Regions from separate parts of the Homo sapiens genome. Here region 1 is linked to region 2. A link is a contact called in ENCODE Hi-C or POLR2A ChIA-PET data. All regions are on one chromosome and are shown on one strand. The core of a region is the stretch at or near the end of the contact, and the rest is flanking DNA. Distances in the headings are between cores, read along the strand shown.

Region 1 (3,546 bases), core at 272-2,771, 2.6 Mb after region 2:
CAAAAAAATCTGAAACCTAAATGTTCATCAAGATGGGACAAGGCACACACATAAACTGGAATACTGTGCAACAGTTTTTTAAATGTTAGCTGACTCAGATGTCTAAAATACACTGTATGGCGCATTACAGGTGCTCAATAAATACTGGTTGAAAAGATTTTTGTATGAACACAGAAAAAAGCCTAAAAGCATATATACCAAACTGGTAAGAATGATTCCCTTCAGGAGCATGGGATAAGTAGAGGGGGAGAATAACCATTTTGTGTCTTTTATACTTTTGCGTTGTGTCGATTTGTAAAATAAGTAGGAGCTAATTTTCAAAAAAGATTTAAAAGACTTATTCCTGGTGATGTTTCTTTATCTCTCTCTTTCTCCATTTTGTCTCTATTTTAGAATGATCCTAAAACACAAAAAACGTACTTTCAATGGCCCAAATCATGGAGTGGCTCAGGGAAATGAAATCTGTCTACAAAAAAAAAAAAGTTGAGAATCCTTGTCTTTTTTTCATCATACAGTTTTTTTTTTCTTTTGGTATCACCATTACTTCTCCTAAAGTCACGACATAATATCACCTACAGCAGAAATGAGGACTTCAGTGGAATTGACATCTCCTTCCATCAAGCGCATTTGCAGTCCATCTTTAGCAGGACCTCTCTCTAATGGCTAAGGCTAGGCAGAAGAATTTGAAGACAGTCTGGTTTCCATTTTCCTAATGCAGCCTGGCCCAAGAGCCAGGACTCCCATAAGACTAGTCTACTGTGGGAGTCAGGGTCTTTTCCACGTGTGGAGGCTAGTGTTTGATGCTGGACGGCCTGGAGTAAAGGGCGAAGGGGAGAAGGTAACCAACCAGGCTGGCCTCGGGATTCGCAGAGGAGGGCTGGGGCTTTGACTTCTGCAGGGAGGTGAGCAGTGTGGCCAAGGGCTACTCAAGGAACGCCTCTGCGAGAATTCAGACTGTGGTTGAGCGCACAAAGCAAGAGTGTGCGAAGAAAAGTTAACGCCTCTCCCAGCTGACCCCAAAATCTGCTAATCTGGGCCTGACGGAAAAAATTCGGAGAAGAACCACCTCGGCCGAGTTACGTGAAAAGGCTGGGTACGAACTACTCTGGCTCTACTTGGGGCGCCGGCTCAGAGCGATGGGCAGGACGTCCGCGAGGAAGAAAGAGTGACGATGATTTTTCAAGGAGTCTGAACCAGCTCACCCAGCAAACCCTCCTCCCATCGAGCACCCAGCGTACAATCATCGAAGGGCCGAGGGTCCTGCCCTCAGTCTCGATGGCGGCCGGGGCGCGCCCCGGCCACGGCGCACGCGCCGGCCTCAGCGCTCCCTCCTCCATGCCCTCGGCGCACGGCGCCGCCCACTCACCCAGCTGCACCTCTCCGTGCGTCCCCAAGCTCACCCGCTCTGAGGCTGCCCCCGCTAGTCTAGCTGCCGAGCCCGGAAGTGGATGCAGCCGCTCGGCGGAGAGGACGAGGGGGAGGGGGAAGTGCTTCCGGGGAAACGGGCCGGGGTTGGTGTTTGTAAACTTGCCTCGGTCCCGGTGGGGGCAGCCGCGGCGGTGGGGTTGGCAGGGTGTGCTGGGGCCTGGAGGAGGCGCCGCGCGGCCAGGGAGCCAGCGGGAGGCCGCGCCTGGCAGGTAGGAGCAAGCCCCAAAGACCGCAGCGTCGTCCGTACAGACGGCAGCGCTTCAGTAGCTCGCAAGCCGTGGGGTGCCGCGCGGGAAGGGGGAGGGGAGGGGAGGAGGGGCGCGTGGCGAAGGGAGGGGGATCTCCGGGGGAGGGAGGGGAAAGGCCGTGCGCGCACACCGCCCCCTGCCCGCGCGTCCCGCCGCGTCCCCGGCCCGGGAGAGGGCTCTCGGAGGGGACGCGGGCGCGAGCACGCATCTCGCGCGCTTCTCGGCACTCTCCGGCTCTGCTCCCGGTTGGTGCAGCGGGTGCAGAGGCTGGCTGGCCGGAGCGAGGCGGGCGACACGCCGCGCCGGGCTTCGCCTGCCTGTCCTCCACCTCCGCAGCAAGTTTCCCTACCTTCGGGCGGACGGGGAGAACGCACACGTGTGGGCACTGCCAGTCCCGTTTCTGCCCGCCACCGAAGCACCCAGCGATGGCCCTTGAGCTTTCCTCCACCCTAGTCTTGCCGCCTCTGTAAAGTGCGAGCTTTTCGGGCCGGCCCACTGGGCACAAAAGCCCCAAAGGGTCTCCGCCCCCTTCTTCCATTCCTGAGATGGCAAATCCAAGCAACTTTCCTTTTGGCAGAGTTCCTCCATAGGAGGCCCCAATTACTTTTGCTCCTGTTGGCTTCCACTCCTTGCCCAGGAGACCAGTTCCTCCTATTGACCTAGAAAGAAAACTCTTCTTGACTCATGTCCTCGTTCTGAGCTTCACAGAGAGCGCCCAGCAAAAAAAAAATTCATATCGCACGTTGTAATGGCCTGAAGATGTTGCATTTAGCAGCCCCCCTCTTCCTTTCTGGTTTCAGGTTTCTGAAACAGATCGTGAGCTTCATCAAGAGAATTCAACTGGAAAACCAAGACTGGTAGACTCTCTTTTTCTTCAGACAATAGGCAGGAGCCAGGCAGAGTCCAGGGATTCTTGGAACACCTATCTTTTCTTCGGAGGACACTAAGTTCTATTTGAAGACAAAGTTCAATATGGCAACAGGACTGATGGGACACGAAGGAGTCGCTACCGTGATTTGGTGACAGTTCTTCAAAACGACAGTGTCTCAAGGAAAGGTGGACCTAGGAACTCCTGAACTTTTGGGTTGCCTTAAGTGAGAAATCAGCATGGCTCAGGTAAAAAGCTCTAGAGTCCTCCTCCAAGATAACTGGGAAGCCTGTTTGCAGTTTCACTCTTGAATGCTGCCTTAGTCAACATATTGACCAACCCCAGTGATCCAAGCTCTGTATTAAGCACCAGGGGGAGATCTAGAGGAAGGAAAGGAGACAGGCCACAGCCCCTGCCTTCAGGGAGCTTCCAGTCAAATGAAGGAGGTAGGCTATACTGCATCACAGGCACTGATGGGACATTTGCAAAGCAACGTGTACTCAGTTTACATTTGGTACATTAAGTGCTGAGGGGTGTAAGGGAGTGAATAGTACGGTGAATGCTTCTTTTGTTTTTTTCCAACAGGAATTTATTGAGTTCCTGTTGCATGCAAGGCATTGTGCTGGGAATACAAAGATGAATACGATTGTCCTTGTCCCCAGTGAGCTTCCAGGCTAGTTGGGGTCGGGAGAGGGATGGAAAGCCATTTATTTTTATATTCACAATGCCTTGTATAGTGGCTGGCTAGTAGTAGAGACTCTGAATCTGTTGATTGAGGAATGTGCAATAATAGGGGTATGTACATAGGAGAGAACAGTACTTCTGCTTGGATAGAAAAAGAAGATGGAGGTTGAAAGATGCATAGGATTTTGCTAAACAAGCGAGAAGGGTGTTTGGACAAAAGGAACAGCATGGGCAGGAGCTTAGAGTCATGGGAAAATGTGATGAGGTTCCGAGTACTGCAGGTTGTTTGATAGTTACGGAGTAAGGGATTTAAATGGG
Region 2 (4,012 bases), core at 1,188-3,687:
CAGGTTGCTGTGTCACACAACCAAGTGATACTATTTACATAGAAAAAGTGCAAAATAGCCTTAAATAAGAGCAGGTAAGACAGGGCAGGAAGACTTACAGGAGGCTACTGAAATGAGCTGTCTCTGCAGTAGGATTAGGGAAGAGGGAATGAAAAGAAGTATTTAAGCAGGGAGAATTTACGAGACTAGTATGGAGGAGGAGGAGGTGTGCACAGAGATTTGTAGGTGTGATAGGAGAAAGGCGGACTGGTAAGTTTCTTCCTTAGGCATCTTGAGAGAAAGATGGCACCATTTCCTAAAACAGGGAATAGAGGCAGAAGAACAGTTTAGGGTGTAGGGGGAGAGAAAATTCAGTTTTACTGAATTTGAGAGGTTTTGGGGACATGCAAATGGAGATCTGTAGCAGCAGTTGGGTGTGTGGATTTGGAGTTCTGTAGAAAGGCCTGTCCTGAAGATATACATTCAGTATTCCTTAGCATGTATCGCTGATAGTGGAAGCAGTGGGCATGATTGAGATTGTCCAAGGAGAGCATATTATATATGTTGAGATGGAGTCTCGCTCTGTCGCCCAGGCTGGAGTGCGGTGGCGCAATCTCAGCTCACTACAAGTTCTGACTTCTGGGTTCACGCCATTCTCCTGCCTCAGCCTCCCGAGTAGCTGGGACTACAGATGCCTGTCACCACGCCTGGCTAATTTTTTTTTGTATTTTTAGTAGAGATGGGGTTTCACCATGTTAGCCAGGATGGTCTCGATCTCCTGACCTTGTGATCCGCCCACCTCGGCCTCCCAGAGTGCTGGGATTATAGGTGTGAGCCGCTGCACCCAGCCAAGGAGAGCATATTGAGTGAGCAGAGGCTAAACACAGAACTGGAAAGCACCACCATTTAAGGGGGAAGCTGAAAAAAAGAACCTGGAAAAGAGGTCAGAGGGGTATGAGTGACCAGAGGGAGAAGAGCAAAACAACAAGGAGTATTAAGTGTCTCTTGTTGCATAGAGTTTGAGACTAGGACTGAGAAAATGCAATTGAGATTACAAGCAGAGGTCATTGGTGGTGACCTTTGCCTAAGCTGTTTTAGTAGGGTTTAGGGACAGGGTTGGGGCAAGGAAGGGGCACTGCAGCCTGTTGAAAGTGGATAAGGAATGCAAAGCAGAGAGGAAGTGGAAGTAGAGGCAGGCGGGGTACCCTGCTGTTTCAAGCCTGGCCGTGTGAGGTGGAGAGAAAGGAAGTAGCTAGGATATATACACATTCATCTGTTCTTTGTCTCTCTCCTCACTAGAAAATAAGTTGCCTGAGGGCAGGAACTTAGTTTTATTCACTGCTTTATCTCCAGAGTAAAAAATTGCTCCTGGCCTGTAGTAGGCACTCAACAAATATTTGATGGCCAAACAAATGAATTATGTTAAGAAGGTAGAGACTTGAGTGTGTTCATTTGTTGGTGGAGGGGTAAGAGGTCTTGGGGAGGAGGAATTGAAAGTCTAGAGTAGAAAGATGTGATGGAACGAGGTCTCCCTGAGTCAGCAAAGCTTGAGACCCTAAGTGCTGCTGGAGTGATCATTCAGGATGCCAGGAATGACTCCTTTTCTGCTGAAACAGAAGGGAAGAAGGAAAGGATGGGAGCAGAGGCAGATACTCATAGGTGATGGATGAGGAAGCTGAGGGAGTTCTTGCCTAGTGGCCTTATGAGTATTCTCTGAGTTAAAAATAAGAGTGTTGGCCGGGTGCGGTGGCTCATGCCTGTAATCCCAGCACTTTGGGAGGCTGAGGCAGGCAGATCATTTAAGGTCAGGAGTTCCAGACCAGTCTGGCCAGCATAGTGAAACCGCGTGTCTACTAAAAATACAAAAATTAGCCAGGTGTGGTGGCATGCGCCTGTAATCCCAGCTACTTGGGAGTCTGAGGTGGGAGGATCGCTTGAATCTGGGAGGTGAAGGCTGCAGTGAGCCAGATCGCACCACAGCACTCCAGCCTGGGCGACAGAGCCAGATTCTGTCTCAAAAAACAAAAAACAAATAAAAATAAGAGTGTAATATATGTATCCTTGGAACATGCATTGTGAAGACATACAAAAAAACCCACCAGCATTTAAGCAGCTGTGCTTCTGTGGAAAGTCACTGTGGTCAGTGACATGAAAGGTAGGTGAGGTGAGGATGTGCCAGAGAAGATGAGTAAGAGTAGGTGAGACAAGAGGTCTCTAGTCTCAGCTGGGAATGTAGGGTGTGGTTTGACCTGAGAGAAGGGAGTGTGGGTAACCCCCTTTCCTCTAGAAGGAGCAGGGCGCTGTCCTTGGGCTCTCAGGGAAGTGGGGGAAGAAAGGGCAGTGTATAAGTCTTACTCTTTCCTGTGTGAGAAAAAACGCAGAGAAACTTAAGCCTTGAGTGAATTAGAGTAACTCTTTGTTAGTGACTCCTCTGGCCCTCACCGGGCTGGTTTTTCAGTGATCTATTTCTGATTCATTTGACAGGAAACTGCTTTCCCAACTTTTACAAGCTGTTATCTAAAATGGTTTGTGTGCTTAACAGCAAAGGTAGTAGTGAGAAGGAGGATGTGACAGAGTCACAGTGAGTCATAAAGAACAAGACATGACCATATTTGTTTACCTCATCAGGTTTTACATAGAATTAATTTAAAGAATATTAAAGTGTCCATTTTGTTTTAATTAGCAGTTGTTTAGTAATAAGTTCTCATGCTTTGGAATTCTCTGTTTTCAGTCTCATCAAATTCAAGACTACATATTTCTCATGACCTTTCTGGAAGGGAGAGGAGAGTAGTAAGGATGAGTCTTGTAGTCTTCTAGTCTTCAGTTGAAATTAAATAACCCAACCAAGATGATTGTTTTTCTTTTGCTGTCAGCCTTATCAGCCATTACTGCAGGTCAACCCCTGACAAGTTGTGTAGGGTGAGGGTAGCGTCGAACTAGAGTTTTGGCTGTTGCTGTTTTGCATTTTGTGTGTGTTTGCATGTGTTCTCTGTAAAGTGAGCAGAGGATCCTTCAGAAAGGGAGCAGATTCCAAGGGTAAGAAGGGATTTCACCTACAGGAAGTTGTGGATTCTAACCATTTTTTAACTGCCCTATCAAGGAAGACAACTTTTTTCCTTTTTTTTTTTTGAGACAGGATCTTGCTCTGTTGCCTAGGCTGGAGTGCCGTGGTGTGATCACAGCTCACTGCAACCTCTACCTCTTGGGCTCAAGCAATCCTCCCGCCTCAGCCTCCCAAGTGGGCACCATGCTGGCTAATTTTTAAATTTTTTTAGACAGAGATTCTCACTACTTTGCCTAGGCTGGTCTTGAACTCCTGGGCTCAAGTGATCTGCCTGCCTTTCAGCCACCCAAAGTGCTGGGATTATAGGAGTGAGCCACTGAGCCGGGCCTAACTTTATATTATAAAAAGTACCTGTTACTTTTTGGAGATGGGAGAAACTTTTTTCCCCCCTGTGACAGAAGGTGAAATCAGAGATTTGAGGTATGATAGTTGGAACTTGGTATTATCATAATTAGAATTCATCAATACTTAGAATTCATTTTTTTCTAAGCCATCTCCTTACTCTAACTCATTCCCCATGATTCTAAATTTTTTAGTCATTAGTCAACTAGTTAGAACTCCAATTAGGCATGTATTCTGGGGAATAAAATATGACTTTATCAGCATTTTGGGGAACTCAGGGACAAGAGATTCATCTGGTCAAGTTGGCATCAACAGGCTGAGGACTCATTTCTCATTTTCATGGAGAACCAAGTTTTAGCCAAATCCTTATTTTCTGGGAATTTATATTATGTATGTGTGTCTAAAAAAACACTTTCAAGACTTTTGAAACCCAATGACTGGACTCTTTTTACACATTCTCATTTCATTTTTTTTTTTTTTTTTTTTTGAGACGGAGTCTCACTGTGTCGCCCAGACTGGAGTGTAGTAGCGCAATCTCGGTTCACTGCAACCTCCACCTCCCAGGTTCAAGTGATTCTTCTGCCTCAGCCTCCTGAGTAGCTGGGATTACAGGCATGAGCCACCACG

What was found. A loop is a pair of places that touch in the nucleus more often than their neighbours do. ChIA-PET counts read pairs that join two places held with the same protein, here RNA polymerase II (POLR2A). Pooled maps may share reads with other maps.
Region 1: a loop to region 2 is called in a pooled map, with 7 times the contacts of the local background. The contact joins the promoter of ZNF740 here to the enhancer-like site in region 2. A Hi-C loop is called at or near these places in 1 of 50 pooled maps. POLR2A ChIA-PET finds 5 or more read pairs at or near these places in 2 of 52 experiments (B cell and T-cell).

Annotation. Positions count from the first base shown.
Region 1 is chr12:53,179,201-53,182,746 of GRCh38, forward strand. It overlaps ZNF740 (zinc finger protein 740), which reads left to right and starts at 1,522. Exons shown (of 7, transcript NM_001004304.4): 1 at 1,522-1,637; 2 at 2,477-2,792. The coding sequence starts at 2,784. CSAD (cysteine sulfinic acid decarboxylase) reads right to left here and starts at 1,725. Exons shown (of 17, transcript NM_001244705.2): 1 at 1,532-1,725. RefSeq lists an enhancer at 991-1,549 and silencers at 1,212-1,301, 1,592-1,891, 2,245-2,539.
Region 2 is chr12:50,530,519-50,534,530 of GRCh38, forward strand. The region is part of intron 1 of DIP2B (disco interacting protein 2 homolog B); the gene reads left to right. Among named protein-coding and RNA genes, the nearest start is that of DIP2B, 28 kb to the left of the region's middle. RefSeq lists enhancers at 1-214, 2,424-2,493. Within about 2 kb of position 2,438, at least 19 of the 41 ENCODE cell types and tissues checked have a DNase peak (open chromatin) inside an H3K27ac peak, as active enhancers do; they include B cell, where a contact is called at or near this core.